2 separate regions of the Homo sapiens genome follow, and region 1 is linked to region 2. The links are chromatin loops, found by intact Hi-C in ENCODE. Cell type or tissue: CD14-positive monocyte. All regions are shown on one strand. Each heading gives the region's core, and the rest is flanking DNA. Links, peaks and the distances in the headings are about the cores only.

Region 1 (16,366 bases), core at 4,009-12,008, 110 kb before region 2:
CGTGAAAGATGCAGGGGTGGTGATTCCTACCACATCCCCATTCAACTCTCCCATTTGGCCTGCCTCAAACTGACCGAGCTGTGAACCAGATGGATCTTAGAGAATGACAGTGGATTATCACAAGCTTAATCAAGTGGTGACTCCAATTGCAGCTCCTGTACCAGATGTGGTTTCATTTCTTGAGCAAATTAACACATCTCCTGGTACCTGGTATGCAGCCATTGACTTGGCAAATGCCTTTTTCTCCATTCCCGTCCATAAGGCCCACCAGAAGCAATTTGCCTTCAGCTGGCAAGGCCAGCAATATACCTTTACTTTCCTACCTCAGGGGTATATCAACTCTGGCTTTGTGTCATAATCTTATTTGGAGAGACCTTGATCGCTTTTCACTTCTACAAGATATCACACTGGTCCATTACATTGATGACATTATGCTGATTGGATCCAGTGATCAAGAAGTAGCAAACACACTGGACTTATTGGTGAGACATTTCCATGCCAGAGGATGGGAAATAAATATGACTAAAATTCAGGGAACTTCTACCTCAGTGAAATTTCTAGGGGTCCAGTGGTGTGGGGTCTGTCAAAATATCCCTTCTAAAGTGAAGGATAAGTTGCTGTGTTTGGCCCCTCCTACAACCAAGAAAGAGGCAGAACACCTAGTGGGCCTATTTGGATTTTGGAGGCAACACATTCCTCATCTGGGTGTGTTACTCTGACCCATTTATTGAGTGACCCAAAAGGCTGCCAGTTTGAGTGGGGTCCAGAACAGGAGAAGGCTCTGTAACAAGTCCAGGCTGCTGTGCAAGCTGCTCTGCCACTTGGGCTATATGACCCAGCAGATCCAATGGTGCTTGAGGTGTCAGTGGCAGATAGGGATGCTGTTTGGTGCCTTTGGCAGGCCCCCATAGGTGAATCACAGTGCAGGCCTCTAGGATTTTGGAGCAGGGCCTTGCCATCTTCTGTAGATAACTACTCTCCTTTTGAGAGACAGATCTTGGCTTGTTACTGGACTTTGATGGAAACAACGTTTGACTATGGGTCATCAAGTCACCATGTAACCTGAACTGCCTGTCATGAACTGGGTGCTTTCTGACCCATTTAGCCATCAAGTGGGTCATGCACAGCCTTCCACCATCAAATGGAAGTGGTATATACGTGATGAGGCTTGAGCAGGTCCTGAAGGCACAAGTAAGTTACATGAGGAAGTGGCTCAAATGCCCATGGTCTCCACACCTGCCGCCCTGCCTTCTCCTCCCCAGCCTGCACCAATGGCCTCATGGGGAGTTCCCTGTGATCATTTGACAGAGGAAGAGAAGACTAGGGCCTGGGTCACAGGTGGTTCTGCACAATATACAGGCACCACTCGAACGTAGACAGCTGCAGCACTATAGCCCCTTTCTAGGACATCCCTGAAGGAGACCAGTGAAGGGAAATCTTCCCAGTGGGCAGAACTTCTAGCAGTGCACCTGGCTGCACACTTTGCATGAAAGGAGAAATGGCTAGATGTGCGATTATATACTGATTCATGGGCTGTAGCCAATGGTTTGGCTGGATGGTCAGGGACTTGGAAGAAGCATGATTGGAAAATTGGTCACAAAGAAATTTGGGGAAGAAGTACGTATGTGGATAGACCTCTCTGAGTGATCAAAAACTGTGAAGATATTTGTATCCCACATCAGTGCTCACCAACGGGTGACCTCAGCAGAAGAGGATTTTCTGTGGACACCACTCAGCCTCTTTCCCTAGCCACTCCTGTCATTGCCCAATGCCCATGAACAAAGTGGCTGTCGTGGCAAGGACGGAGGTTACTCATGGGATCAGCAACACGGACTTACACTCACGAATGCTGACCTGGCTATGGCCACTGCTGAGTGCCCAATTTGCCAGCAGCAGAGACCAACAATGAGCCCTCGATATGGCACCATTCCTCAGGGTGATCAGCCAGCTACCTTGTGGCAGGTTGATCGTATTGGACCTCTTCCATCATGGAAAGGGCAGAGGTTTGTCCTCACTGGAATAGACACTTACTCTGGATATGGGTTTGCCTATCCTGCATGCAATGCTTCTGCCAAGACTATCATCCATGGACTCACGGAATGCCTTATTCACCTTCATGGTATTCCACACAGCATTGCCTCTGACCAAGGCACTTGCGGCTAAAGAAGTGCAGCAGTGGGCTCATACTCGTGGAATTCACTGGTCTTACCATGTTCCTCATCATCCTGAAGCAGCTGGATTGATAGAACGGTGGAATGGCCTTTCAAAGTCACAATTACAATGCCAACTAGGGGACAATGCTTTGCAGGGCTGGGGCAAAGTTCTCCAGAAGGTTGTGTATACTCTGAATCGGCATCCAATATATGGTACTGTTTTCCCCATAGCCAGGATTCATGGTACAGGAATCAAGGGGTGGAAGTGGAAGTGGCACCACTCACTGTCACCCCTAGGGATCCACTAGCAAAATTTTTGCTTCCTATTCCCATGACATTATATTCTGCTGGCCTAGAGGTCTTAGTTCCAAAGGCAGGAATGTTGCTACCAGGAGACACAACACCAATTCCACTAAACTGGAAGTTAAGATTGCCACCTGGACACTTTGGGCTCCTCCTACCTTTAAGTCAACAGGCTAAGAAGTTAGAAAACTGGAGTTACAGTGTTGGCTGGAGTGATTGACCTGGACTATCAAGATGAAATCAGTCTACTACTCTACAACGGAGGTAAGGAAGAGTATGCATGGAATACAGGAGATACATTAGGGCATCTCTTAGTAGTACCATGCCCTGTGATTAAGGTCAATGGGAAACTACAACAGCCTAATCCAGACTGGACTAAAAATGGCCCAGACCCTTCAGGAATGGTTTGGGTCACCCGACCAGGAAAAAAATCAATGACCTGCTGAGGTGCTTGCTGAAGGCAAAGGGAATACAGAATGGGTAGTAGAAGAAGGTAGTAATTAATACCAGCTACGACCACATCATCAGCTTCAGAAGCGAGGATTGTAATTGTCATGAGTATGTCCCCCTTCTTTTGTTAAAAATATGTTTTGCATATATATACTTGTGCTAAGAAAATATCTTCATTTTATTTTCTTTCTCCTTTATCATGTGACATAAGATTTATTGACTTCACATTAGCATTTAAGTATTGTTAACTTTATGTAATAGTTTTTGGGTTGGGGATTGGTGCGTTTCCAGTTGTATGAAGGATAGTTGTTTTATGTTAGGCATAATTATGACCTTATTATTGTCTTTACTTAAAGATTATGTATGATCTCAGGAGATGTGTATGGGTTCAAGTTGACAAGGGGTGGGCTTGTGATGGTTAATACTGAGTGTCAACTTGATTGGATTGGATGCAAAGTATTAATCCTGGGTGTGTCTGTGAGGGTGTTGCCAAAGGAGATTGACATTTGAGTCAGTGGGCTGGGGAAAACAGACCCACCCTTAATCTGGTGGGCACAACCTAATCAGCTGCCAGTGAATATAAAGCAGGCAGAAAAACATGAAAAGGTGAGACTGGCCTAGCCGCCCAGCCTACATCTTTCTCCCATGCTGGATGTTTCCTGCCTTTAAACATCAGACTCCAAGTTCTTCAGTTGAGACTCAGATTGGCTCTCCTTGCTCCTCAAGCTCGCAGAGAGCCTGTTGTGGGACCTTATGTTTGTGTACGTTAATACTCAATAAACTCCCCTTCATGTGTATATATATCCTATTAATTCTGTCCCCCTAGGGAACCCTGACTAATACAATCTCCATGTATTTTTTTTTTGGCTATAAGCTTACTTTTTCCAAAACTTTTTATTTAAAAAATTCTCAAGCCTACAGAAAAGTTGAAAAAAATATAGTGCAACCCGTATCTCTATCTATATCTATATCTTTATCTATATCTATATCTATAGATATATATATTTTTTGAGACAGGGTCTCACTCTGTCACCCAGGCTGGAATGCAGTGGCACAATCTTGCCTCACTGCAACCTCTGCCTCCTGGGTTCAAGCAATTCTCCTGCCTCAGCCCCCCGAGTAGCTGGGACTACAGGTGTGTACCACCATACCCAGCTAATTTTCTGTATTTTTAGTAGAGACAGGGTTTCACCATGTTGGCCAGGCTGGTCTCGAACTCCTGACTTCAGGTGATCCACCTACCTCAGCCTCCCAAAGTGCTGGGATTACAGGTGTGAGATATGGCGCCCGGCCCGTATCTATATATTCTTTATCTAGAAAATTCGGTTAACATTTTATCATATTCGTATGGGGTTGTTTCCTCTCTTACTCCATTCTCTTCATATAAATGTTTTCTACTCCTCTCCCCAATCATTTGAGAGTAAGTTGCATGTCTCACTTACATGTGATGTCTGCATCACAACACTTCGTAGCTAAGTATTTCCCAAGAACAGGAATATTTTCCTATCTAAACACAATATAACTAGCACACTCAGGAAATTTAATCTCAATATAATACTATTATCTAATCTGGGGTTCATATTCGAATGTCCTATATTGTCCCCAAAATGCCCTTTGTAGCTTTTTAAAAAGACATTAATGACCCAATCTAGAAACACACTTTGCCTCTAGTTGTCATAACAACTTTTTTCTCTCTTTCACTATAGTGATATTTTTAAGCATTCACTCAGGTTATTTTGTAGGATGTTCTTCAACTTTGGGTTTGTCTGATTGTTTTTTCCTAAGTAGGTTCAAGTTAAACAGTTGGGCAGGAATATTAGAGAGATCTTTCTCCAATGTGTATCTTAGATGTATCTTTCTCAGTGCATGACATCAGGAGGCACATGTGGCCACTTTGTCTCATTTTAAGTGATGTTAGGTTTGATCATTTGGCATACAAGTATTTTTTTCCCTTCTAATAAGTGGACATCAATGAAGTGATATATTGAGGCTGTGAATATCCTTTTCCCTTGGTGCTTCTCAGTGGTTGAGCATCCCTTGATGAACCTTTACTTGCCTCTGTTATTGAAATGGGTGGTTGGAAATGATGACTTTTAAAATGTCATTGTTCTTTTTACATTTATTTGGTGGCATTATTCTATAAAAAAAGATATTTTCCATCTCACTCTACACTTATTATTATTTTTAGTGTCTCAATGGACTCATTGATTTGTTTTTGATGTGTTATTATTTATAATTTTCACTGTTCTTCTTAATGTTCCAATTGACCCAAATTTAACCAATGTGAGCTCCTTCAAGATGGCTCCTATGTCTTTTTGACATCTCATCAGTTTTTGAACACTTCCTTTACTTTCTAGCATAAGGAGATATTCCAGATTCACCTTGTATTTTCCCCTACCCAGCCCTTAAGTTATCCATTTCTTCAAGGAGCCCTGGCTCCATTTAGAGCTCACTACTACTGGACTGTCATTGTTTCTAGGCCTTTGGAGTAAACAGAGCTAGGAAATATATATCTGTGTATATATAATATAATATGTATACATTTATTAGATTTATAATATATAGAACATATATTATGAATATATATTTTAAAAGTATGCATTTGTACTGATACTTTTGATTCCAATCCAACACCAAAGTTTTTTTCTCTTTTCTTCATTCCATATTCATGTCTCCCTTCCCCTAGAGTAAAATCTTTTTTTCCCAAATATGAATATATATATATAAATGAATATATATTTATTCATTGACTACAATATACTCAAAATAGTTTAATAATTACTTCCCCACAATCACCACTGACCACAAACTGCCTAAGGTAAAGATTTTTTCAGTTTTGTAATCTTTGGACTACATCCCACCAAGTTTGTGCAGTTAGAGTACTTTGTCCAAAAGTTTCTTGGATTAGTTCTTTGTTTTCCTCTGTGTGGTTATATTATCAAATTGACCTACGGTTATATTCCACTAAGCTTTTAATAAATATTGAGGACAAGCTCAAGGTCATAGTCACTGATAGAACCTAGAAGGCAATGATCTATGTTGCGAATTCAGGGCAAACTCATGCTTTTAGTCACTGATGGGGAGCAGAACCCACATCCAGACCAGGACCCTTCCTCTTCCACATGACATGAAACTAAGAGGCAGGATAGAGGCAGGAGGCAGAGAAATTCTAGGCAGACAGAGGCAGGTCCTGTCCCACCTTCAAGCCAAAAAGCCTGAAACCCACCACCGAAAGTGAGAACTTCTATTTCTGTTTGCCCGTTCTCTCCCTATTGGTTCTTTCTGAATAGTGCCTTTTAACCAATCAAATGTTGTCTTTTCCAAAACTACCTATAACCCACCCCACCCCCCCACCATCCTGTGCCTATAAAGACCCCAGACTCAATAGGGAGCGAGGAGAGATGGCTTGACTTGAGAGAGGCAGCCTGACTTCAGGTAAGGCTACCTGTCCTTCCTGTCCCCTTTCCAGCTCCCCTCTCTGCTCAATAAAATTCTCTACCTTCACCATCCTTCAATTCATCCCCATGACCTCATTTTTCCTGGACACCAGACAAGAGATCGGGACCCACCGAGTGTAGGTATCCAGAGAGTCTGTCACACTAGCCCTTTGCCCTCACTGGCAGAGGGCAGTCGCCCCATGTGACAAGGCAAGGAGCCAACTGAGCTGCTAACACGCAGCTGACCACGGACAGCAGAGCTAAGAGAGCACTGTAACACTCCCTCTGGGGCACCAGGGTAGCAGGCACCCCCACCTGGGTATCGCCATGGGCCCTACATGAAGCTTGCTCCTGCCAGCATCTGGAATGGCCAGCTGGATCCTGCACTTTTTCACTCATGCCTGGTCTGGTCACAGGCCCTGCATGAAGCTTGCTTCTGCTGGTGCCTGGAGCAGCTGGTGCCCAGAGCAACCGAATGGATCCCACACTTGCTCACTCATGTACTCCCTCCTGCAAAGGGTTGACTTTGGTGGGCTGAGTAAACAGGGCACGCCTGTCGTGAGTCCGTCGAAGGGGCCAAGAAAAATCCTGCATCAAAACTATCAGAAAATGAGCACACACATATGTGCAGAGCTAATGTCAAGCAAAGTTCAGAATGTTAAGGATCTAGGTTTGTCTCATTTTTTTTTTTTTTTTTTTTTTTTTTTTTTTTTTTTTTTTTTGAGATGGAGTCTCACTCTATCGCCCAGGCTGGAGTGCAGTGGCATGATCTCAGCTCACTGCAACCTCTGCTGCCCAGGTTCAAGTGATTCTCCTGCCTCAGCCTCCTGAGTAGCTGGGATTACAGGAGCCCACCACCACGCCCGGCTAATTTTTGTATTTTTAGTAGAGACAGGGTTTCACCATCTTGGCCAGGCTGGTCTTGAACTCCTGACCTCGTGATTCACCTGCCTCAGCCTCCCAAAGTGCTGGGATTACAGGGGTGAGCCACTGTGCCTGGCCTGTCTCATTGTTTTAATGCTTCCTTGATTTATGAAAAGAAAGTTGTGTATGGAGAACACCACAGACAGAAACAAAGGGAGATGAGGTAGGAATTAAAAGAGAGAGAGAGGCTTGGCGTGATGGCTGATGCCTGTAATCCCAGCACTTTGGGAGGCCGAGGCGGGCAGATCACGAGGTCAGGAGATCGAGACCATCCTGGCTAACACGGTGAAACCCCACCTCCACTAAAAATACAAAAAATTAGCCGGGTGTGGTGGCACACACCTGTAGTACCAACTACTCCGGAGGCTGAGGCAGGAGAATTGCTTGAACCCAGGAGGCAGAGGTTACAGTGAGGCAAGATTGTGCCACTGCACTCCAGCCTTGGTGACAGAGTGAGACTCTCTTAAAAAAAAAAAAAAAAGAGAGAGAGAGAGAGAAAGAAAGCCAGAGGAGAGAGAAAGAAAACCAGACAGAAAAACTGGCATCTGCATAGAATGGGGACCATGCAGTGTCCTGCAAAGCCCAAACTGTATCAGTCTTGGCTAACCCTTCCCTGAATTCTCCTCTTTATAGAGGGGGTGAGTTTGAATTGGAGGATTTGCCCTCCTGTCTGGTCTAGTCAGACAGCTGGGAGACCCTCAGCAAGCTCTAATGCTCCACAATTCCAGAAATTGGCCAAGCCTCTATTCCTAGCCAGAGAGACCTCAGCAGCTACTGTGGGTGTCAGGACAGAGTCTGTGTGATCAAGGTGCCATCGGGTGGTGCTGGTGTCTTTGTGTCAACAAGATAAGCCTTTCTCCTGATTCTTCTGGGTGCAAGTTAGCTGAAACTAGGATCTTCACTTTCATGGGTCATGCCATGGACAAGGAAAAAGGAGAGCTGAGTTCATCCTTTCTGATGTCTGTTTTATGCTGTCATGGCACAAAGGAAGACAGAAAGCCCCACATCTGACTTGGGAGTTGAAATCCAGGTGAGGGATGAGGATAAACAGGTGCCGAGGGCCTGCTGTTTATACAGGTGTGCCAATTCTCCGACCACCTTGGTACTGCCCTCCCATTGACGAGCCCACTAGTGGAGGGCCCAGCATCCACTCTGTACACCATGGTGGGCTGCAGTTTCATGGGAGAGCTCCATCTACTGGAAGAGCCCTCTACCCCATCTGTTCTCTAGAAAGTGGTTAATACACATTCCCCCTAAAGTAAAAACCTAGATGTCATTTAAAGTGTGATCCCTCCAAGAGAAACGTAAGTTCCAACAACAGATCTAAAGGCAATTGATGTTGGAGCAATAATGATGGAAATCTGGGTGGCCTTTTCCAAATACCAGTACAGGTGACATTGAGGGGCAGCAGCTCTTCAGAACTCACTTCAGATCATGACCCTGACCACTCATAAGGGTGCCTCTGAATGGAATAACAAGATTTGGGTGATGCTTGGAGGATTCTGTTTTCTCCTAATTAATTTATTCTTTTTGAGTTACCATAAAACTTGAAGGCCTAAGTAAATTCAGGGCACCCTAAAATGCACTTCAACAACAACCTGGCCAAAATCTCACAATATTCTCTGTAAGCTATTCCATTCAATTGCAGTGTCAAATTGAAGCATTGGTGGGGCCCAGGCAAAGTATGATAATATCACAGCTCCTCCCTCTACCCTATACTTGCTTTTTCACAGACAGTGAAACGTTGGCATCATTCTTCAGGAGACACATAAGGGAAGGTGACTGAGCACAGGTGTGGAGCCAGAGGCTCAAGGTATGGTGGAGCTGTGGCTGGCACTAGCTTCTGAGCTTTCCCGGTTTCCTTAACCATGACCAGGAGGCCCAGAGAGCCACAGGTCTGAGAGAAGAGTGAGAGGAAGCAAGGTTCCAGAAGCACCATCTCTGCGAAAATATGGCATTGAGGACTTGCAAACAGATTTACTAATGGGAAAAACTATGCTGAGAAACACTTTTGGTGTATCAGAGGACATGGGAAGATTTAGCTTAAGGTTCAAAGAAATCTTAGCAAAGAAAAGAAAAAGAGCAATAATTAGCCTCAGGAAACTAAAAAGTTATACAAGAAAATAAATGTCATGATAGTACACTACTTGGCTCAGCATTAAACAAGATTAACTGTGTGTTGCTTTGATTGATTGATTGATTGATTGAATGTGTGTGGAGATGGAGTCTCATTATATTGCCCATGCTGGTCTCCAGCTTCTGTGGTCAAGCAATCCTCCCACCTCAGCCTCCAAAAATGCTGGGCTCCCAAGCATGAGCCACCACCCCTGGCCTTTTTTGTTTGTTGTAATTGTAAGCTTGTTAGCAATATTTGACTTTTAAAACTGTGTTCAAATATTATTTTGATTGAAAGTTTCTTTGAAAAGTGTTTATTTTTTTTTAGGATCTTCTGCTAGAGAAAGTAGATTGGGCCTGAGTTCAGTGTGGCATTGGCAAAAAGTTAGATCTTGATGCCCAGTGGTTATGTTCTCCTAGCTCTTTTCTCTAAAAGATTCGAGTTCAGAGGAAAGTCAGAGGCTTGAGATGTGGCATCAGATTGTGTCCTCTTGGGGGAATGGGAACATCTGAAAGTCACCCATAGCTCAGGGCACTTCAAAAGCATCAGACATACTTGTGAGCTGGTCATTTCACTGGCAGGGCAGCCTGGGACTGAGAGTCAGTGGGCAGGCTCCAGTGCTGGCTCCACCACCGACAGGTTGACCTCAAACAGTTTATTCCACACATCTCACACTTTATCCTGGGCTTCAGTTTGTTCAGCTCCAAAACTGATAGGGCAGGGAAAGGGCACAAGAAAATTATCTACTGGTTGTTACATCCAGTCATGAAAGTTGATCCAGTACTTCCCACATCCCTGCTGGTCACAGGAGTTAAGCCTTGAACCAAAGCCCAAAAAGTTCTATACTCATGTGGTATTTAGCTTAGCAGGGGGATGGACAGGAAACCAGGAAGCACATACATAAATGACTACAAATCTTGGAGATAAAACTGATGACAAGCAGGTTGGGGGGAGCTTATTAGATGGGCTGGTCAGGGAAAGCCTCTCTGAGGAGGTAACTTTTGAGTTGAGATTTGCATGATGATAAAAGGCATTACAGGGTTTATCCAAAGTGCCATGGGAAGAGAGGGTTCAAAGGAGCACAGAAGGGCTTTAAGTGGGAATGTGTGATATGGGCTGATTTGTGTGTTAAAAACACGCCCTGGCTGCTGTGGGAGGACGAGAGGGGAAGCAGGGAGATATCTAAGAGGCTGCTGCTGTAGTCCAAGCCAGTATGAGGGCGGTTGGAGAAGAGTAAATAGATTTGAGCTATAATTGGGAGTTCTAGAGTATTTCTGCAGTTCTTCCAGCTGAGGTGATAGTGTAACCACCTTCAATCTGGCTCAAGACAAGTCTAGTCATCTTACCTTGGAAGGACCAGGCCATCAAGCCATAAGCAGCGATTTAATGGTGACTCCTCCTAAGGAAACTGCCAGGCCAAGCAGAGCCTTTGTGCACTTTTTGAAAGGACATCCTTTTCTCCAGGGAAATATAGGTCTATGCCAGGGCTCGTCATGGTTTGGCTGGTGAGGATGATCTCGCCCTGGGCTGGGTGCCTTTGTGCAGCCGGCCAGAGGGTAGGTAGCAGCTCTGTCTTCTAGGTGGGAAAGGACCTACCTTCAAAGCTGGAACAACAGAGACTTCCCAGACTTGTGGCAGTGCTAGGGACTGGGAGGAGGGACGGGCTCTGGTTAGAGCCCCCTTTAAAAATCCTTGATAGCTATGGGTGATCTCTAATCAAAACTATCCCCCCCACACACCCAAATTTAGCTTCCTTTCAGAGGGTGGCACGTCTCTCCATCACCACCACTCCCAACCTGAGTACCCGATGGAATCCCATTGCCTCATTTCACGAATGGGTAAACTGAGGCCAGGGAGAGCGGCCGCTGCTTGCCTGAGGCTGTGGCTGTCGAGGGTTGGGGCAGCTCTGAACCCCGGGTTGTTCGCCTCCCCAGGTGGAGCCCATCGCGATCCCTGGGCTCCGAGGGAGCCGCCTGGCCACCCAGCACATCGGGTGTCCTTGACTGGCCGCCTGGGCAGGCGAGAGGAATACGGGCTGCGCTTGGAGGGGATGCTCAAGTACCTCGGGAGGAGAAGCTTTCTGTTTTGCGGGAGAGGAAATAGAAGCCCTTGGAAGAAGAGACCTCATCCCAGAAAATAAAAGCTTAGGACAGGCTGTAAGGCGTCCCCTGGCGGCGCCTGCCTGCTCTCCGCGTCCCGCGGCCTCTGCGCCCCTGATGGAGCCGGGCCCACCCCGCGCCGCCGCCCTCACTTCCTTGCGAGGATCTGGAATTCCGGGGAGCCCCAGCCTGGCCCCCCGAGCCCAGGACCTCATTGACGGCCAGGAATTCAATAGCAACGGGCCGGGGGAAAGAAAGGAGGGAGCAGAGGGGCTAGAGAGAGAGAGGAAAGGACTGGAGGAGGAGAAGAAATAAAGGAGGCAAAGAAGCAAAGGTCGGAGAGCGGCACACTCTGACATTCATGAACTTCCAGGAAACCGTCTGGGATCTAGACTCCTCCCCCCAACCCCGGATGTTTCTGGTCTGTCCTTGATTGGCCCCATCTATGTTTGTCTTAGTCCCTTTTCTGTTGCTTATAACAGAATACCTGAAACTAGGTAATTTGTAAAGAAAAGAAATTTATTCCTAATAGTTATGCAGGCTTAGAAATCAGGGGTGGAGGGGCTGCTTGTGCGAGGACCTTCCTGCTGGTGGGGACCCTGCAGGGTCCTGAGACTGCACAGGAATCACGTGGCGAGGCGGCTGGGCAGGCTAGTCCCGGCTCAGGACTTCCGCTTCTAATGAAGCTACCAGTCCCGCTCCCATGATAACCCATTAAGTCATTAACCCACGAATGGATTATGACAGGAGCCCTCGTGACCCAATCACCTCTTAAAGGCCTCACCTCTCAATATTGCCACACTGGAGATTAAATTTCTCTCTCTCTCTCTTTCTCTCTCTTTCTCTCTCTCTCTCGTGTGTGTGTGTGTGTGTGTGTGTGTGTATTTGTGTGTGTGTCTGTGTGTCTTTTAAGTTCAACTTCTATTTTAGAGTAAGTGTGTGTGTGTCTTTTAAGTTCAACTTCTATTTTAGAGTCAGGGGTACCTGTGCAGGTTTGTTATATGGGTATAGCTCATGATGCAGAGGTTTGGGGTATGATTGATCCCGTCACCCAGCTAGTGAGCACAGTGCACAATAGGTAGTTTTTCAATCTCTGCACTCTCTGTCCCTCCCCCATTTAGTAGTTCCCAGTGTCTATTTTTCTCATCTTTGTGTCTCTGAGTGCCCAGCATTTGGTGCCCACTTATAAGTGAGAACACACAGCATTTGATTTTCTGTTCCTGCATTATTTCACTTAGGATAATAGCTTCCAGCTGTATCCATGTTGCTGCAAAGGACATGATTTTCTTCTTTATTGTAGCTGCGTAGCATTCCATGGTATATATGTACCACATTTTCTTCATCCAATCCACTGTTGATGGACACATAAGTTGATTCCATGTCTTTGCTATAGTGAATAGTGCTGCAATGAACTTACAAATGTATGTGTCTTTTTGATAGAATAATTTATTTTATTTTGGATAGATACCAGTAATGAGAATGCTGGTTCAAATGGTAGTTCTAAGTTCTTTGAGAAATCTCCAAACTGTTTTCCATGGTGGCTTAACTGATTTACATTCCCACCAACAGTGTATAAACATTCTCTTTTCTCTGCAGCCTCACCAGCATGTTTGTGTGTGTGTGTGTGTGTGTTTACTTTTCAGTGATAGCCATTCTGACTACTATGCGGTGGTATCTCTCAGATGGTAACCACTCAGATGGTTTTGATTGCATTTTTCTGATAATTACTGATGTTGAGCATTTTTTCATGATTGTTTGGCTACTTGTATGTCCTCTTTTGAGAAGTGTCTGTTCACACCTTTTGTCCACTTTTTCTTTTTCCTATAGATGGGATCTTGCTCTGTCACTGGAGTTCAGTGGTGCAAGTATGGCTCACTGTAGCCTCAAACTCTCGACCTCAAGGGATCCTCCCGCCTCAGCCTCCTGAGTAGCTGGGATTACAGTTGTGTGCCACCACATCTAGCTAATTCTTATATTTTTGAAGAGGCAGAGTCTTGCTATGTTGCCAAGGCTGGTCTTAAACTCCTGGACTCAAGCAGTCTTCAACTCCTGGCCTCAAGGAGTCTTCCACGTCAGCTCTCCAAAGTGTTGGGATTACAGGCATGAGCCACTGTGCTCAGCCTTGCCTACTTTTTAATGGGGTTATTTGTGCTTTGTTTGTTGAATTGTTTAAGCTCCTTATAGATTCTGGATCTTAGATCTTTGCCAAATGTATAGTTTGCAAATATTTTCATGCATTCTGTAGGTTGTCTGTTGACTCTGTTGATAGTGTCTTTGCTGTGCAGAAGTTCTTTAGTTTAATTAGGTCCCACTTGCCAACTTTTGTTTTTGTTGCAGTTGCCTTTGTGGACTTAGTCATAAATTCTTTCCCAATGCCAATATCCAGAATGATGTTTCCTAGATTTTCTTTTAGGATTCTAAATAGTTTGAGGTCTTACATTTAAATATTTAATTCATCTTGAGTTACTTTTTGTGTATGGTGAGAAGTAGGGTTCAGTTTCATTCTTCTGCATATAGTTAGCCAGTTATCCCAGCATCATTTATTGAATAGGGAGCTCTTTCCCCATTGATTGTTTTTGTCAACTTTGTCAAAGGTCAGATGGCTGTAGGTTTGCAGGAGATTAAATTTCAACATGAGTTTTGGAGGAGACAAATATTCAAACCATGACAATATTCATTCATTCATTGATTCAATTCAATATCATTGAGTGCCAGGCCTTGTACCAGCTGCTGGGGTGCAGACATGAGCCAAGCAGGCCAATATCTGTCTTTGTGTAGCTTAGACAGACAGATGGTGGTCAAACAAAATCCCAATACAAAATAAACAGAGATGAGTGCTAAGGCAGAAAAGAACAGTCACTCTTGAGCACATAATAGGGGGACATGGAATCATATTTTTGACGGTCAGGGGCCTTGAGGATGAGAAAAAATTCCTTCCTTCCAACTTTTTTATTTTGAAAATTTCAAATCCATAGAAAAGTTGCAAGAATATTACAAGGAATATCTTATACCCATTATCTAGATTTACCATTTACTATTTTGTCACATTTGTTCTCTCTTAATTTTTTTCTGCACCATTTGAGAGAAAGTTGCAGACATCATGACTCTTTACCCCTAAATATTTCAGCATACATATGCTAAGAACAAGGACTTTCTCTAGAACCACAGTGTCTTGTCCAATTAATTTCAGATTAACATACTAGTTGCATCGATATTCAGACTGTTATGGGCTCAACTATGTCTACCCTAACAATTATATGTTGAAGTCCCAACCCCTAGTACCTCAGATTGTGACTATACTTGAAGATAGGGCTTTTTAAAGAATGTAATTAAGGTTAAATGAGGTCACATGGGTGGCCCTAATCCAAAATGACTAGTGTCCTTATAAGAAGAGGAAATTAGACTGGGTGCAGTGGCTCACGCCTGTAATCCCAGCACTTTGGGAGGCCAAGGCAGGTTGATCACTTGAGGTTAGGAGTTCAAGACTAGCCTGGCCAACATGGTAAAACCTCGTCTCTACTAAAAACACAAAAATTACTTGGGAGTGGTGACACACACCTGTAATCCCAGCTACTTAGGAGGCTGAGGCAGGAGAATCACTTGAACCTGGGAGGCGGAGGTTGCAGTAAGCCAAGTTCATGCCACTGCACTCCGGCCTGGGCAACAGAGTGAAACTCTGTCTCAAAAAAAAAGAAAAAAAAAAAAAAAGAGGAAATTAGGACACAGATGTGTGCAGGCATTGAGGGAAGATCATGTGAAGACTCAGTGAAAAGGTGAGAGGAGAGAGGCCTCAGATGAAACCAAACTGCTGACACTTTGATCTTGGACTTCTAGCCTCAAGAACTGTGAGAAAATACATTTCTGCTGTTTAAGCTACCCTGTCTCAGGTATTTTGTTATGGCAGTCCTAGTAGACCATGGACCACACAGTCCACAACCAAATTTTTCTAATTGTCCCAGTAATATTCTTTATACCTATTTTTTAAAATCTGGGAACCACTCAAGGATCACATGTTGCATTTCATTGTCAATCTAGTCTAGAACAGTCTAGAGTTTCCCCATAAATCTAGAACAGTCTTCCCCACATTTTTGTTTATGCTCTGCCCTGCTATTGATGTCTTTGAAGGATCTGGACCAATTTTCTTGTACAATGTCCCACAGTCTAGATTAATCTGATTGTTAGAATCCACTTTAATATTTTTGGCTAGAGTACTTCGTGGTAATGCTGAGTGGATGAGGTAGGCATTGAAAACCAGCAGTGGGCAGTCTGGGCAGAAATGTCAAACACTGCCATGCACAGAGCAGGTACTGTGGAGGAGGCACTGCTGCAGGCATCTTGGGTGTCCTGCATTCATGAAGGGAGGGCAGCGAGAGCCCGTGTATGTGCAGGGGAAGTGCAGGGCTGTAGGAGCACCAAGGGAGTCCAGGGCAGGTGGAAAAAGGAATTTAAGGATGGAAAAGGACAATTGAGGCCAGAATATAGAGATGATGAATGCCAAGTTAAGGCATCTGGTTTTGTGTCTGAGGGCTTGCAGACTCAGGGACATGTTTGTGATCAGAAAGCCCTGAGGGTTTGAATGCCTTGTCCAAATCACACAGGAGTGGCATGGCTCTAACTGGAGGCCAGGACTCTGATTCTTAGTTGTTGTCTACACACTACTGACAGTTTAGCTCACATGTTTATTGCATGGTTAGGATATTGCTTGGGAATCAGTGAGGTCAAGCCCTGAGAAGAGAAAACATAAGACACAGAGTCTGAGGAAAAGAGGTTGGTGGGGGCCGGGAGCAGTGGCTCACGCTGTAATCCCAGCATTTTGGGAGGCCAAGGCAGGCAGATCACTTGAAGTCAGGAGTTGGAGACCAGCCTGACCAACATGGTGAAACC
Region 2 (16,366 bases), core at 4,985-12,984:
GATTGCTGGGGTTAGAATGGATTACCCCACTTAATACTCTTTATACGTACTGCAAAACTTTTGCAGAAAGGTTGTACCAATTTACAATCCCATCGGCAAAGTCTGAGGGACCTAAAAGGCCCACCTCTAGTCTCTTGTCCTGGAGACACAGCCCATCAGCTTCTGAGTGGAGGTTGTGAAGGGCTGCTCACCAGAGCATTCAAGAGGGATTCACACTGCTTCCTGTTGCTTATTTTCAAGAGAACTTCAGGTGTATTAAAGAGGTGTCATACTTCAAATGACTCCTGTGATCTGACACTGCATTAAATTTCTCCACCGTTTTTTGTTTTTAAAGACAGGGTCTCGCTCCATCACCCAGGCCGGAGGGCAGTGGTGTAATCATAGCTCACTGTAACCTTGAACTCTTGGGTTCAAGTGATCCTGCCACCTTAGCCTCCTGAGTAGCTGGGACTACAGGCACGTGCCACCACACACAGCTAATTTTTTATTTTTTATAGAGATGGCATCTCACTATACTGACCAGGCTGGTCTCAAACTTCTGGACTCAAGTGATCCTCCCACCTCAGCCTCCCAAAGTGCTGGGATTACAGGCTTGAGCAACCGTACCCAGCCTCCACCCTCTTTTTAGTGAAACCCCCAAGGCCCTAGCACTAAAAGTGGTCGGCATGTGGAACAGCCTGAAACCCACCATCACTACCTCATTATTAGCTAACGCAGCCCCTCATGTGTTACCTGCAAACATTAATCACAAAAGTAGTTGCTTTTTACTCATTTATTTCTCATCTGTGTTCCTCACTATAATATATGTTCCACAAGGGACCACATTGTCTTATTCATCACTGTAAGCCCAGCACCTGGCCCTCTGCCCAGTATAGAGCAGATGCTCCATCAATATTTGTCGAATAATCAAATGATTCGTCTTTGTCCCTCAAAAAGCTACCTATATCACATGTGCCCCCAAGTTTACAAGAGTTTGGGGCTCACTGCAACCTCCGCCTTCCAGGTTCAAGCGATTCTCCCACCTCAGCCTCCCAAGTAGCTAGGACTACAGGCACGTGCCACCACATGCAGCTGATTTTTGTATTTTTAGTAGAGACAGGGTTTCACCATCTCTACATTACATCAGATGTAAATGTTTAATAGTAACTTAAGATATGGCCAGTTATTATATTGCCAAGCAGGATGTAAGTTTCACAGCTGGCATAGTCATTTTGTCAACAAAATCCACTGTTACTCACAATCTTCCCTATTTAGGAAGTCACTGCGAGGAGACCCCCAGCATGAGGCAATAGCTTCACAGCCATTCACTGGAGCATGTCACTGGGTTGGAGTTTGGGGCCAGCTTAGAACTCACATATTGGCCAAAGTAACACCTCTGGGATTCCAATTCTAGAGGAATATTTTAACCTGTCCAGTTGGAACCAGTTGAACTGTTCACACCCCTGTGTGGCCAGTGCAAGCTATTGAGAGAATGGATCACTGTCACTTTAAGTTTGAAGTGCCCAAATTAAATATATTTTCATGAGGGATGAGTGTATTTTCATGATGTACGTACAGTGTAGGCACCAAACTACCCAGGCTTGACTCTCAGCCTCTCTCTTACTAGTTATATGACTCTGGGTAAATTCGTTAAGCTTGCTGTGCCTCAGTTTCCTCATCTGGAAAACAGGCATACTAACCTTGTCTACCTCATATTGTTTTCAGAAGGATTCATGGACTAATACATGTAAAACACTTACATTGGTCCTCGCACAGAGGAAGGACAAATGAATATTCACCATGGTCATTACTGCTGTCCCCTGGCCATCATCCTTCCTCATGATATCACCTTCAACCCCTCCGTCCCCGGCCCTGCTCTTGCTCCTGCTCTTCCTTCTCACCTCTCAGACTGTGGTCATTCAACAATAAAGACCTATTGGACCAGCTGGATGCCAGAGACTGTGCTAAGTGCAAAGGACACAGTTTGCCCCTTCTTCTTAGAGTCCAGTACACGAAACAGACAAGAAGTCAGGCAGTTTCAAGGCAGTACGCTAAGAGCTAGGGTGTTGGTAGGCGTGGCCTGCCATGGGGACATCTGCCCCCCATGTGGCCAGAGAGGTCTTCCTGAACAGAGAAACCTGGCAGGTGAGCAGAAATGAGACAGCTGAGGGGGTGAAGAAGAGAATTCCAGAAAGAGGGAAGAGTACACAGAGGGGCCTGGAGGCAGCTCTAGACCAGCTCAGGGAATTCAAAAGAGCTCATTCTGACTGGAAAAGGAGTGAGGGAAGGTGGACGGCGTGGGGAGTTCTGAGGGGTGATGATGTTGAGCCCAGCAAGGCCAGATTATTAAGGAGTCTGAGGCCTTAACACAATCTCCCAGGTCTCCCTGTTCCAATGGGGAACACCCAAAGGATGTTGAATAGGGGAGTGATATGATTGTTTTTCCATTTCAAAACCGTTCTGGCTGCAATCTGCAGACTACATCACATGGGGTTAAGAATGGAGCCATGGAGACCAGTCAGGAGGCGTTGGATCTAGGCAGGATGGTGGCCTGATCCAGGATGTCAGCGGGAACTGGGGATGGAGAAGAACAGACAGGTCCGTGAGCTATTAGGAGGAGATGTGAGGCTGACTTGATGATGGACTAGATAGTGAGCAGTGGAGCCCTGACCCTGTCCCAGGTCCTGAGCTCTGGCACTTGGATCCTGTGATGCCACCAAGCCTGTCTTCCTATCTGCAGCCTCACCTGCCCCCAAATGCCTCTTGCCTGGCAGCCTGGCATTCTGCTTCCTTGAATACAATCCTAAACTGGTCCCCTCTGATCCCACCAGGATTGCTCATCATTGGCTTGGGCACCTCTATGCTCACCTGGGAACACAGTGGCTCCCCACCTCCCTTTTCATTCAAACACCTGACCCACCCATTGCTCCCTCCACCTGGATGTGTCTTCCCTGCTCTTCAGGACCTAGATCCTTCTCATCCTCTGCTGAACAATCGCCTCCTCAAAGCAGGCTTCCCTGGGCTCCCCCACTATGCTCTTCCTTGGAACACTGACGATTTGTCTGTGTTTGTGGAGTTTCTGCAGTTTCTGCCTGTCCCCTGCATCCCCCATAACATATACCCTTTGAATGTCAGTCCAGCAGGACACTGCTGCCTTGCTTTCCGTCGTCTCCCAGGCATCTAGTGCTATGCCTGACATGCGCTGCTGCTCCACACATCATTGTGGAATGAGTAATGAGTGAAGGAAGCACACTGTGTCCCCGACCATCAGTCAGAGCAGCTCCTTTCATAGTCCAACCTTGCCTGCCTCTCAAGCTTCATCTCCAACCTCACCCCTACACACATACACTGTGCGCACACACACACACACACACACACACACACACACATGCTTCAGGCTCTATGACGCCAATCTGCCTACAATTCCCCACTGCCAAACCTTTGCACACATGGGTTCCCTCACAGCCCTCCCATCAACCCAGTCCACCCCTATGGATCCTCCAAACCCCAGCTCAGACATGACCTTTCAGGAAGCCTTTCCTCACCAACCATCACAACTAAGTTACTCTCGTCTCTCCCTCCGCTCCCTCTGTACCCCATCATTATTGCACCTGGAGGTCACCATGAATTTGAACTCTCTGCACGTGTCTCCTAGTAGACTTGAGAGTAGATCCAATCTTTCGACTCTGGAACCACAGACCCCTCAGGGCTTCTGGGAGAATCATGCACTGTTACCAGGGTTACATTGCCCCCTCCTCTCTCTTCAGAAAGACCTGCCCACCCTCTCAAGGCCCTCATGCCAGCAGCTTTCTGCTCTCAGACACAGAGCTGACTGATTTCTCCAGCCTTGCCCTTGTCCTTCTACAGCCAGGTACAAGAGGCAAATTACAATTCTGCTTCCTCCCCTTTCATCCCCAATATTTTCTTTTTTTTTTTTTTTTTCTTTTCAAGATGGAGTCTCACTCTGTCACCCAGTCTGGAGTGCAATGGCGTGGTCTCGGCTCACTGCAACCTCCACCTCCCAGGTTTGAGCGATTCTCCTGCTTCAGCCTCCCGAGTAGCTCAGACTATAGGTGCATGCCACCACACCCGGCTAATTTTTGTATTTTTAGTAGAGATGAGGTTTCACTATGTTGGCCAGGCTGGTCTTGAACTCCTGACCTCGTGATCTGCCCACCTCAGCCTCCCAAAGTGCTGGGATTATAGGCGTGAGCCACCATGCCCAGCATCATCCCCAATATTTTCATAGAAATAAAAGTAAATGCAGGCCTGGCACAGTGCCTCATGCCTGTAATCCCAGCATTTTGGGAGACCAAGGTGGGTAGATCATTTGAGGTCAAGAATTTGAGACCAGCCTGGCCAACATGGTGAAACCTCATCTCTACTAAAAATACAAAAATTAGCTAGGTGTGGTGGCGCACGCCTGTAGTCCCAGCTACACAGGAGGCTGAGGCAGAAGAATTGTTTGAACCTGGGAGGCAGAGGTTGCAGTGGCCCAAGATTGTGCCACTGCACTCCAGCCTGGGTGACAGAGCAAGACCCCCATCTCAAAACAAAAAAATTAAATGCACAGATGGACATCCAAAACCAGAAATCAATAATGATGGCTTCTTCTGGAAGGCGAGGAACAGAAACATGGGGTCTGAGGAGGGAAGGAGACTTCACTCAACTTCCTTTGTCTCCTTTTAACCAGGAGAATGCATTAGTGCTTATTGCATTGTAATTGTAATAACAAAGTAGTTACTAAGCCAGAAATACATGAAGGGCAGAAATCCTTAAGAAGGAAGAGGTACCAGGTCAGGGCTTCGGGGAGCATGCAGAGGGGATGGGGCCACCCAGGCTGGGAAGAGGCTGCATTTGCACATCTGCCTCCTCTTCTGACCCGCCCTTCTCCACCCCAGCAGGAGGTGAACAAGCAGAGACCTCCCCACCCACAGCCAAAAAAAAAAAGTGAGCCATCAACTGCATCTTCCTGACCCAAGAGTTACAGATGGGGCAGGAGGAAAAGCTTACACACCCATAAATAACGTGTCCTGGGGACTTACTATTCCAGCACCTGGGCTCCAGGACTGCCTCAAGGAAGGGCTCAGTGAAGTATGTGCCTTTATAGGCCTTCCATGGATGCAGAAGTGCAAACAGCTATCCACACACCATACAAGGCACCCATGATGGAAACACATGCCAGGTACAGATGTGGGTGGAGAAGAGGGTAAAGCCTTTTTATCTTTTTTTTTTTATTCTTTTGAGATGAAGTCTCGCTCTTGTCCCCCAGGCTGGAGTGCAATGGTGTGATCTCGGCTCACTGCAACCTCCGCTTCCTGGGTTCAAGTGATTCTCCTGCCTCAGCCTCCCGAGTAGCTGGGATTACAGGTGCCCGCCACCACACCTGGCTAATTTTTTTTTGCATTTTTAGTAGAGATGGGGTTTCACCATATTGGCCAGGCTGGTCTCGAACTCCTGACCTCAGGTGATCCACCCACCTTGGCCTCCCAAAGTGTTGGGATTACAGGTATGAGCCACCGCGCCCAGCCGGGTAAAGCCCTTTTTTTCCTGACTGCAGCATCAACTGGCCCACCTCTGCCCACCAAGGACCCAGAGCCAGGAAGGCTCAGTTCGTGGCTACCTGAGGGCTCCAGGACACGCAGTACATTCATCAGGGCAGTGAGTCTAGTGACCACTTGGCAATCGGTACCACCCCTCCTCCCAGGAGAAAGTGGCTTCATTGTCCCAGGAGTAAGGGAGAAAAGAAATCCCTTCATGGGTTAGAAAGCAGGTTGCTTTTCTCCCCCTCTCTCCTTTATGAATCTAGTTGTTGAACCTACCTTTGGCTGTTATGTCTCTCCATAATTATGCACAAGGCAAGAGAAAGCAACAACTGTAACTTGAGACTCAGCAATTCAGTTTAACCACCCCAAATAACTGACAGCGCGGGTATAAAACATCCCGCAACAATGCTGGCCCAATGGCTATTACGGTGATTTACTCTGGACCACATGAAGTTCAGCGGCCGGGGAAGACGGCAGAGCCTTAAACAGGCTTTCATGCCTGTGTCGTAAATTCAGATGATTGCTTCAAAGGTGGTGCCAAAGTGCTGGTAACCCAAAGTCAAGGGGCCTAGGTTTTGTTTTCCAGGGCAAAGGGACACCATCAATGATGGGAGAGTTCTGCAGAGGTGACCCAGGGATGGGTTCCCCGCCACGTCTTCCCTAGCTTTGTCTCTTTGGTCTAGAAGAAGAGGCATAAAAGGTGTCAGCGGCCCCAGTGCTCGGTAAATCACTGGGTGTGAATCAGTGGGGCTGGGTGACGGCCTTAGGGGGTCCTTTCTCCTGGAGGCCAAGCCCAGAAGGCCCCATACTCGGTGACCCCATCAATGGGTCATCAGGCCTTGCTCAGTTACAGAAGAGACTTCTTCCAGGGTTAGAAAGAGGTGATGGGAGAAGAGTCCTCAATTCCCACAAAGAAATAGCCTCAACCCACTGTTTGGGTGGGAATTAAAGGAAAACGTGACATGCTGATACTGACCACTTAATAATCTCTAACATTTAATGAGCTTGGGCTTTATGCAAGGATTAGTGCTACTGGGGAAAAAAAAAGATTTTGTTTCAGAGCCAAAAAGACCAATGAGAAAAAGAAGTATATATATTATATTTGAGACAAACATTAGTCATTCATCAACAACTGCTACCATCTATTAAGAAAACACTTTACCCCAATATTTACCTGGAAAGGGAAATATTATAACTGCCATTTTGCAGGAAACAGAGGTTAAGAAACTGATTCACAATCTTACCGGTAGTTACACCTAGGTATATGAGTGCTCTTTTATATGACATTGGTATATTTATTTCATATTTTAAATTTAGAATTGGAAGTCCTTTACACTTAGTGATTAGGTATTTTGAAACATAAAGAACAACTGTGTTGCAGGATACGATGGCACATGCCTGTAATCTCAACACCTTAGGAGGCCAAGGCGGGAGGATGGCTTGAGCCCAGGAGTTTGAGATCAGCCTGGGCAACACAGACAGACCCCCCCATCTCAGAAAACAAAACAAAACAAACAACAACAGAAGAATTGTTTTAACTATTTTTAAGCATTTCTGGAAAAGAAATGTCTTTATTTTATTGGATGTAGTAGAGAAACCATTTGGCACAACAACAGCCATCCCTAGCATGTTTCATAAGTTGGAAGAGTTGAGAAACAGTCCATGACCCAGGAAGACCCAGAGGTTCGGGAGACCTGGGGTCTGATCCCACCCTGACACTCACTTGCTGTGTTACCTGAGTCAAGCCCTTCCTCTTTTTGGGCCTTGGTTCATCTTCGATGGTAAGGAGGCCGATTTCTCAGGTTCCCTCCATCCCAGCCCTAAAGCTTGGGATATAATTGGTGCACTCTGGGGGCAGGCTGCTACCTGGACACCCCATCCTGAGTGATACGAAACAGAATTTTCCTAGAGGAGTGGAACCAAGAGGGTTACATTGTTCAGGGACCTTTGTGCATCTCTTGCCTCACTGTGCTTGTAGAGCTAGATTTGTGCTGTCTTCAGGCCCTACAAGAGTCTTGGCTTTTATGTAGCAGAAGCTTCTGTCACGAACACCACCATAATGGCCTGGTCCAGGGATGGCAAATGGGTTTTCCCTCGTTTGCACAATGGTAGTCAGGGTCCAGTCAGGGGACAGAAATCACACCAGCGATTTTAATAGTCAGCCTTGAACATGAGGAATTGTTAGCTAGGTATCCAAAACGGCATAAATGGAACTCTAGGGTATCATGGAGATGGCAACTATGGAAAGCAGCTCCACCCACACAGCCAGAGCCCAAAGGGAAGTATTGAAACATGGAAGGTTGGAAAAGGCAAAATTCAGACCTCTGAGGAAGAGGCTGGCAGGCTGGTGCCACTGTCTTTGAGGGGCACAAGGAGGGTGGTGTCACAAATTTTTGAAAAACTACAAACTGGCTCAGCTTTTACCACAAGAAGAAACTGCTGTTGTCTGGAAGGACAAGCATTGCCTGGGTGATGTGCACAGAAACCACAAGCAGATAGGAAGGAGGGATGCCGCTCCTCCTCTTCCTCCTCCTCCCCCTCCTCCTCCTCCCCCTCCTCTTCCTCCCCCTCCCCCTCCCCCTCCTCCTCCCCCTCCTCCCCCTCCTCCTCCTCCTCCTGCCTGGTTGCTTTCCTCTAGCTCCCCCTGGTGGGCAGAGTCACAGCCCCAATATCACAAAGCGGGTATGGAAGGGTGAGTTTGGAGCTGAGAAGCATGCTTGGGCTGACCACCTGGCCCAGCCACCTTCTTTGGGTTTGGTTGTAGCTTCCTGGAGTGCAGCATTGAGGCTTATGGGGCCTCTTCATGTTGTGATAACTTGGTGATGTCAGCCATAAGCCCAGAAAAGAGAAGTGGTGGCATGAATGCCACATATTAGCCCTTTCTCTGGTGACTAAATTACCCACCACAGTGAGCGGGAGAGGTGAGCGCCACTTCCTGACTTCTAAGGGCATTGACAGCTGAGCCACAGAGCCAAGATGATGATCAACAGATTCCTTCCCCTTCACCTCCCTATCCAGCTCTCACTTACCTAATGTCCACAATTAGGTCATGTCCAGAATCCAAAAGTAAAACATAAACCCTTTACCCAGTGATTTCCTAGGAAATGTGGACTAGAGCAAGAAGGATGGTTGAAAAAGAGGCATGCCCCTGGCCACCACCCTCTCACAGCCAAAGATATTCTTCTCCTAAGACCCTGGAAGGGCAAGAGTGAGGAATGGGAACAGACCCAGACAGTAGCATGAACCAAGCACTCCCCAGGAATTCAGCCCAGAGAAGAGTCAGTCAGAAAGCTGGCAAGGCTTTAGATTCAGACAGCCATGGGTTCAAGTGTCAGGTCAGCCACTTTCCTTATGTTTATAATTAAGAAACATACCACCCCTGTCCCTAAATTAGGTGGACAAGAAACATAGATTTGTGTATGTTTTTTTTTTTAATTTCAACTTCATTTCTATTTTGCTGATAAGAAATAATAATTCTAGTCTTTTCCGCGGGGGTTTCAGGAGGATTTCAGTGGTGTGGCAGAGCTGGCTCGTATGGTTCACAGGAGCAGATTGCATGCTCCCTTCCCAGTTCTGCAGAGAGCTCACGTTGGTATCCTGAAATCTGCCACGGTGGGAGCTGCGCTACCAATCAGCAATGTTGAGTTTTGGTTTTTGGAGACCCAGATCACTAGTGCACCGCAGATCCCCTTCTCTTCCCAGGGCCTGCATCAAGGTTGGGAGGTGAGAAGAGGTAGAGGGTACATTTGGTAATGGAAAAGCGTCCTTCCATTTTCAGCCAGGGCTTCACACAGATCAGCCCCAAGATGATGCTTGCTCTTGTCTGCAAAGCATCTGTGCAATGCTTCTCTCATTCCCTTTCTGTGCCACCTTTGAACACAGACCCTCTGCCCGGCTGTCGTTGTTCCCTCCCTGGACACGCACTGGAAAGCACTTCCCTTGCAGCTCTGATGACAAAAGAGAGCTCTCTGCTCTCCTCACTCATCCCTAGCCGCTCCTCCTCATCCTGAGTGTGAATAAAATCCTTTTTTTAAGTGTGAATAAAATCCTTCCCTCCTCACCTTCCATTTTCAAATGGTATTATTAATGTTTTTATACTTTTGGAAACAAAACACCAGGAAATTCTGTCTCACATCTACCTTGAGCTCAGGAGCACAGGGCAACTCTCTGTTTCAATGGGAGAAAGAGGAGGAGGGAAATACTAGAAAGGAAAAATAGGTTAATATAGCAAAAATTTCAGTCCATAAATACATTGCATAATTCTGACCTTTTGAGTTGTTTTTTTTCCCCTACTAGCTAATTGCGTTCTCACACTTCTCTGTTGAGGTTGGAAGGGCAAATAATGTCAATAAATGATCTGTACAGTGCCTAGCACATAGTAGGTCCTCAATAAATGGTGGTTTCTTTCACCTTCATTGAGGCTCTGCACGAAGACAAGATTCAGTGGGGATAGAAAGTGAGAAATGTGTGCCTCATCCTTCTTTCCCTTGCATGGTGGCAGGGAGTGTGATCCATTGGTGATCCATTGGGTTGGTCATGTGACCCCACCTTTGGGCTTTGAGAAGCAGATACTGGTACATTAATAATGGGTAAAAAAAAAAAAAACCCACATACTCAATTAACATGAAATGTCCTCTTAGGTGAAGCAGAAAGACTGATGGACGATTCTAGAAGTGGATAAAACAAGGAATGCTCCCTTGGAGCATGGCATCTTGGCAAGCCACCATCTTCTTGGATGGTTTCCCCTCAGTCCCTTTCCAAGCCTTCCTCTTGCCTGTTATTCCAAATCTACAAGTTTCATTATGGTCAGTGTCATCCATAATCATAATTGCCATGCACCTCTCCACACCATCCATTGATGACTCCAATTCCATTCTCCTCTGCCCTGAACACCAGATTGTATTTGCAGCTCTCTTTTGAGCATTTTCAACAGATTCCACAGATACCCCCACACTCAGTACATTCCATCTTGAAGTCTTCATCTTCCTCCCTCTCCTGACAGTGACCATCATCTGCCATCTCCATCCTAGTGAAGATTACTTCCACCTCTAGTCATCCCAGGCACCTCCTTCATGCTCATTTCTTACATCAGTTGATTCTAAGTTCCTATGGTTCTGCTCTTTAATCATGCCTGCATCTGTAGCCCTTCTGTCCAGGCGCATTAGAGCAGCCCTTGTTTCTCACAGGGACACCAAATTCTCCTACAAATTCCTTTCTCTGCCCTCCTGTCTTGGCCCCTTCAATCCAGCCATCACTGCCTAAAACAAATCTGAATGTATGAAAGCTCCCTATTAAGCGACTCCCTATTACCCATGCACTGAAGTTAGAACTTGACATGACACTCATGGCTTTCCAGGATCCAGCAATAATGCCCTGAACTTCAGCCTCGTCTATTTACTCTTCTCACACTGCCTATTGCCTGCTGCAGACACACTGAACTATTGATGCTTTCTAGTTCCTTCTGCCTATGGCACCATTTCTCCTTTTGCTCCAGTAAGCCATACTTATTTTTACAACTCCATCTCCAGGACCTCCTCTGTGAAGCCCTCCTGGATTCTGCACCTCTTTGATGAGATTTGATAATTCCCCACTTGAGTCTACTTCTGCCCCTTTTTTGGGGTTTACCTTTACCTTTCCACAGTACAATTCTTTCTTTTATACATCTGTCTTCCCCTCTACTCCAGGCTCATCGAGGAAAGGGAACATGTCTTAATCAAGTTTTTTTTTCTATATAATAAAAGCCCTCTGATAAGGGGGGTGCAAATAGAATTATGCTGTTGTAAGGTGATTTCATTTGTAAATTAGGAAGGCAGAAGTTTGAAGTGTCAGGGATGAAGTGTGATTATGAAACATGAGGTAGTAAAATCCATTCTAAACAGTTTTGGATAAGATTGGGATGTATACTATTAGCCCTAGAAACCACTTAAAATATTTTTTAATGTATAGCTAAGAAACAAATACAGGAGGCCAGGTGCAGTGACTGACGCCTGTAATCCCAGCACTTTGGGAAGCTGAGGCGGGTGGATCACCTGAGGTCAGGAGTTTGAGACCAGCCTGGCCAATATGGTGAAACCCTGTCTCTACTAAAAATACAAAAATTAGCTGGGCGTGGTAGCGGGCTCCTGTAATCCCAGCTACTCAGGAGGCTGAGACAGGAGAATTGCTTGAAACTGGGAGGTGGAGGTTACAGTGAGCCAAGATCACACCATTGCACTCCAGCCTGGGCAACAAGAGTGAGACTCCATCTCCAAAAAAGAGAGAAACAAATAGAGAAAATAGGCTTGGTGCAGTGCCTTAAGCCTGTAATCCCAGCACTTCGGGAGGCTGAGGAGGGCGGTCCATTTGTGGTCAGGAGTTCAAGACTAGCCTGGCCAACATGGTGAAACCCCATCTCTACAAAAAATACAAAAAAAAAAATTTAGCAGGGTGTGGTGGCACGTGCCTGTAGTCCCAGCTACTGCTACTGGGGAGGCTGAGGCATGAGAAAAGCTTAATCCTGGGAGGTGGAGGTTGCAATAAGCTGAAATCATGGCACTGCACACAAAGCGAGACTCCATCTCAAAAAAAAAAAAAAAAGAAAAAGAAAGAAGCAAATAGAGGAAATAAAATGGAATATCAAAAAATATTTGGTGGTTGGGCGCAGTGGCTCACGCCTGTAATCCCAGCACTTTGGGAAGCCGAGGCAGGTGGATCACTTGAGGTCAGGTGTTCGAGACCAGCCTGGCCAATGTGGTAAAACCTCGTCTCTACTAAAAAAACAAAAATTTTCTGAGTGTAGTGGCATATGCCTGTAGTCCCAGCTACTTGGGAGGCTGAGGCAGGAGAATTACTTGAACCCGGAAGGCAGAGGTTGCAGTGAGTCGAGACTGCACCACTGCACTCCTGCCTGGGTGACAGAGTGAGACTCTATCTCAAAAAAAAAAAAAAATTGGTTAACCCAAAGAAGGAAGACAAGGAGCAACAAAGAAGAAAAAAACTGAATAAACAAATGGAAAACAAGTAGCAAAATAATATTGGGTTGGTGCAAAAGTAACTGCAGTTTTTGCTGCAATTACTTTTGTACCAATTTAATAGATTTAAACACAGCCATATCAAAAATTACTTTCAATGTAAAAGCCGCAAATTGAAAGGCAGAGATTGAGGCCCGGCATGGTGGCTCACACCTGTAATCCCAGCACTTTGGGAGGCCAAGATGGGAGGATCACTTGAGCCCAGGAGTTTGAAACCAGCCTGGGCAACATGGTGAAACCCCTTCTCCAAAAAATGCAAAAAAAATTAGCCAGACATGGTGGTGCGTGCCTGTAGTCCAAGTGGATAAAAAGTAGAACTCAAATATATGTTATCTATAAGACATAAAGCTTCATTATGAAGACACACATAGACTGAAAATGCTTATAGCTTTATTTATAATAGCCCCAAACTGAAAACAACCCAAATATACATTCAACAGATGAACAAATCGTGGTATACCAACAAGATAGAATTTTACTCAGCAGTCAAAAGGGACAAACTGTAGTACACCTATCAGCATGGATAAATCTCATAAAAACATTAGGCAGAACAAAAGACTTCAGATCCAAAAGAGTACACACTGCATTGATATAAAGTTCTGGAACAAGCAAAGCTCATCTACAGTTAACGAAAACAGTGGTTGACTAAAAGAGGAATTGACTCCACATAGATATGAGGAAACTTTCTAAGGTGATAGAAAAGTTTACTTTCTTGATTGTGATGGTGATTATACAAATGTGTTCATCTGACAAAACTCATTGAGCTGTATACTTAAAATGTGTGTGATTTAAGGTATGTAAATTCATACCCCCCAAAAATTGTTTTTTTTAAAAAAAGAGGATGAAAATGTGCAATGGTTAAGCCACTGTGGAAAGCAATTTGGCAGTTCTTCAAAAAGTTAAGAATAGAATTATCATATGACCCAGCAATCCCACTCCCAGGTGTATTCACAAAAGAATTGAAAACAGGTACTGAAACAAACACATAGGCACGCATGCTCATGGCCACAGCATTCACAATATCTGAAAGGTGGAAACAACCCAAATGTCCATCAGCAGATACATGAATCACAAATCATGGCATATACATTAAAGGAAATCAAAATAGTGCACCCAAAACCAAAAATCTGACGTATTTTGAGATAGCTGTTCAGAGGGCTTGCAAACAGAAGTAGGCCTGCAAAGCTGCCTTTTGTGGAAGAGACTTGGCATCTGTAGAGAAAATCTGCACAGATGCAGCCAGGCTTTTTCTGAGGCCTTCCTTTGTCTAATCTAGGAAAGATTAACTGAGAGTCTGACACCTTTAAAAGTCTGGAAGAGCCAGGCATGTTGGCTCACGCCTGTAATCCCAGCACTTTGGGAGACCAAGGTGGGTGGATCACCTGAGGTTGGGAGTTCGAGACCAGCCTGACCAACATGGAGAAACCCCGTCTCTACTAAAAATACAAAACTAGCTGGGCATGGTGGTGTATGCCTGTAATCCCAGCTACTCGGGAGGCTGAGGCAGGAGAATCGCTGGAACCTGGGATGTGGAGGTTGCAGTGAGCCGGGATCGTGCCACAGCCTGGGCAACAAGAGCGAAACTCCACTGAAAAAAATAAAAATAAAAATAAAAAAATAAAAGTCTGGAAGACACATTTGCCATCTATTCTTTCTGAGGGCTGCTACCTGTGAAGTTTCATTTACATTACAAGACCACGTATGCTAGCCATGCCTCCCCTTCTCCCCCTCCCATAACCTGTTTTGCCATAATCCAAGCCGTTATTCTTTCTGCAACCTCAAGATGTTGTATAAGCTTCTGAACCCTATTGAGGGGTTGGGGTAATTACTCTGTGGTTTTCTCCCATGTGCACATTAATAAATCTGTGTGCCTTTTCTCTTATTAATTTGCCTTTTGTCAGTTGATTTTTCAGCAAAATTTCACAGGGCAAAGGAGGAGTTTTCCCTTGGCCCTTACAACACAGAATGAAAGAAATATCATTTGGCAATAAAAAGGAACGAACTACTGATACATACTACAGCATGGGTGAGCACTGAAATTGAAAACATTATGTTAAGTGAAAGAAGCCAGACACAAAAAATCACATATCATAGGATCCTATTTACATGAAATATCCAGAATATTTAAATCCATAGAGAAGGCACAGGCCAAGGACTGAGGGAGGGGTAATAGGTTTCCTTCTGGGGTGATAAAAATGGGGACTAGACAGAGGTGGTGCTTGCACCACATTATGAATATACTAAATGCCCCTGAATCGTTCATTTTTCAATGGTTACTTTTATGCTATTTGAATTTCACATCAATAAAAAGAGATTTCTTTCTACTTCCAACCAAGAAAGAGTAATGGAAACCAGATTTACCTCCATGCCTGAAACAACCAAAAAGAATGGACAAAATATATGAAACGGTCGTTTCCAGGACACTTGGTAACAGGCAACAAAGGACAGTGATCCCTGCGTGATAAGGAACAAATGACGGGAAGCCTATGACCGCCCCAGCTTACGGACTTGAAAGAGTTTCCAGGCCACAGCACATGGAGGAGTAATTCAAGCAGAATCCAGCAGACCCCTCAATCGAGGAGACACAGCTAAGAGTCTGGAAAGACCCAGACAGTAAGAGGAATATAGTAACTATAGGAATATAAAATATCTTATTAAACAAAAAAACAAGATGTAACTCAGAATGTCTGGCATCCAATTAAAAATTACCAGGTAAAATAAAGAAGCTAAAAAATGTGATCCAAAATGAGGAGAAAAATTACCAGTTTAAACCAACCCAGAACTAATGCAGATGTCAGAATTAGCAGAGATAGACATTGTAACAGTTATTATAACTATATTTTATGTGTTCGAAAAGTTAAGCAGAGACAAGGAAGATAATACCAGAGGGCTGGGAGAAGACACGCAAACTGAACTTCTACAGATGCAGACTACGATGTCTGAGGTGACAAATAGTGTGGGCTGCGTGCAGTGGCTCATGCCTATAATCCTAGCACTTTGGGAGGCTGAGGCTGGCGGATCACTTGAGGTCAGGAGTTTGAGACCAGCCTGGCCAACATGGTGAAACCCTGTCTCTACTAAAAATAACAAAAATCAGCCAGGCGTGGTGGCACGTGCCTGTACTCCCAGCTGCTCAGGAGGCTGAGGTGGAAGGATAGCTTGAACCTGGAAGATGGAGGTTGCAGTGAGCTGAGATCACACCATTGCACTACACTCTGGGTGACAGAGCAAGACTCCGTCTCAAGAAAAACAAAAAGGAAAAAAAAATACTGTGGATGGGATTAATAGCGGATGAGACATGCAGAAGAAAATAGTAAATTCAAATAGATAGCAATAAAAACTACCCAAAATGAAACAAAGAAAAGAGAATTTTAAAAATGCAAACAGCATCAGTGAGCCATGAGATGACTTCAAGCAGTCCCCAAAGGAGAGGAAAGAGAGAAAGGAAAAAATAATTGAAGAGAATTATTGGCGGCCGGGTGCGGTGGCTCAAGCCTATAATCCCAGCACTTGTGGGAGGCCAAGGCAGGCGGTTCACGAGGTCAGGATATCAAGACCACTCTGGCTAACATGGTGAAACCCTGTCTCTACTAAAAATACAGAAAATTAGCCGGGCGTGGTGGTGGGTGTCTGTAGTCTCAGCTACTTGGGAGGCTGAGGCAGGAGAATGGCATGAACCCAGGAGGTGGAGCTTGCAGTGAGCCGAGATTGCGCCACTGCAGTCCAGCCTGGGTGACAGAGCGAGACTCCGTCTCAAAAAAAAAAAAAAAATTATTGGCTAAAATTTTACAAAATTTGATGAAAAGTATAAATCCACAAATCCAAGGAGCT

Evidence for each region. A loop is a pair of places that touch in the nucleus more often than their neighbours do. Peaks named below come from ENCODE experiments on the same cell type or tissue, not always from the same donor. Only the 100,000 strongest peaks of a DNase experiment are listed, where the experiment ranks them.
Region 1: it touches region 2 in a loop (2.3-fold over the local background); 4 of 110 quality-filtered maps call a loop at or near these places.

What each region holds. Positions count from the first base shown.
Region 1 is chr10:93,216,288-93,232,653 of GRCh38, reverse strand. No RefSeq gene overlaps it. Among named protein-coding and RNA genes, the nearest start is that of CYP26A1, 150 kb to the right of the region's middle. RefSeq lists an enhancer at 11,368-11,662. In CD14-positive monocyte, for the core only: a CTCF peak has its summit at 8,077 (motif pointing left); a DNase peak (open chromatin) is centred at 8,083.
Region 2 is chr10:93,107,799-93,124,164 of GRCh38, reverse strand. No RefSeq gene overlaps it. Among named protein-coding and RNA genes, the nearest start is that of CYP26A1, 42 kb to the right of the region's middle. RefSeq lists enhancers at 91-150, 241-310, 8,059-8,353, 8,455-8,524. In CD14-positive monocyte, for the core only: a CTCF peak has its summit at 8,362; a DNase peak (open chromatin) is centred at 8,184; H3K27me3 peaks cover 460 bases.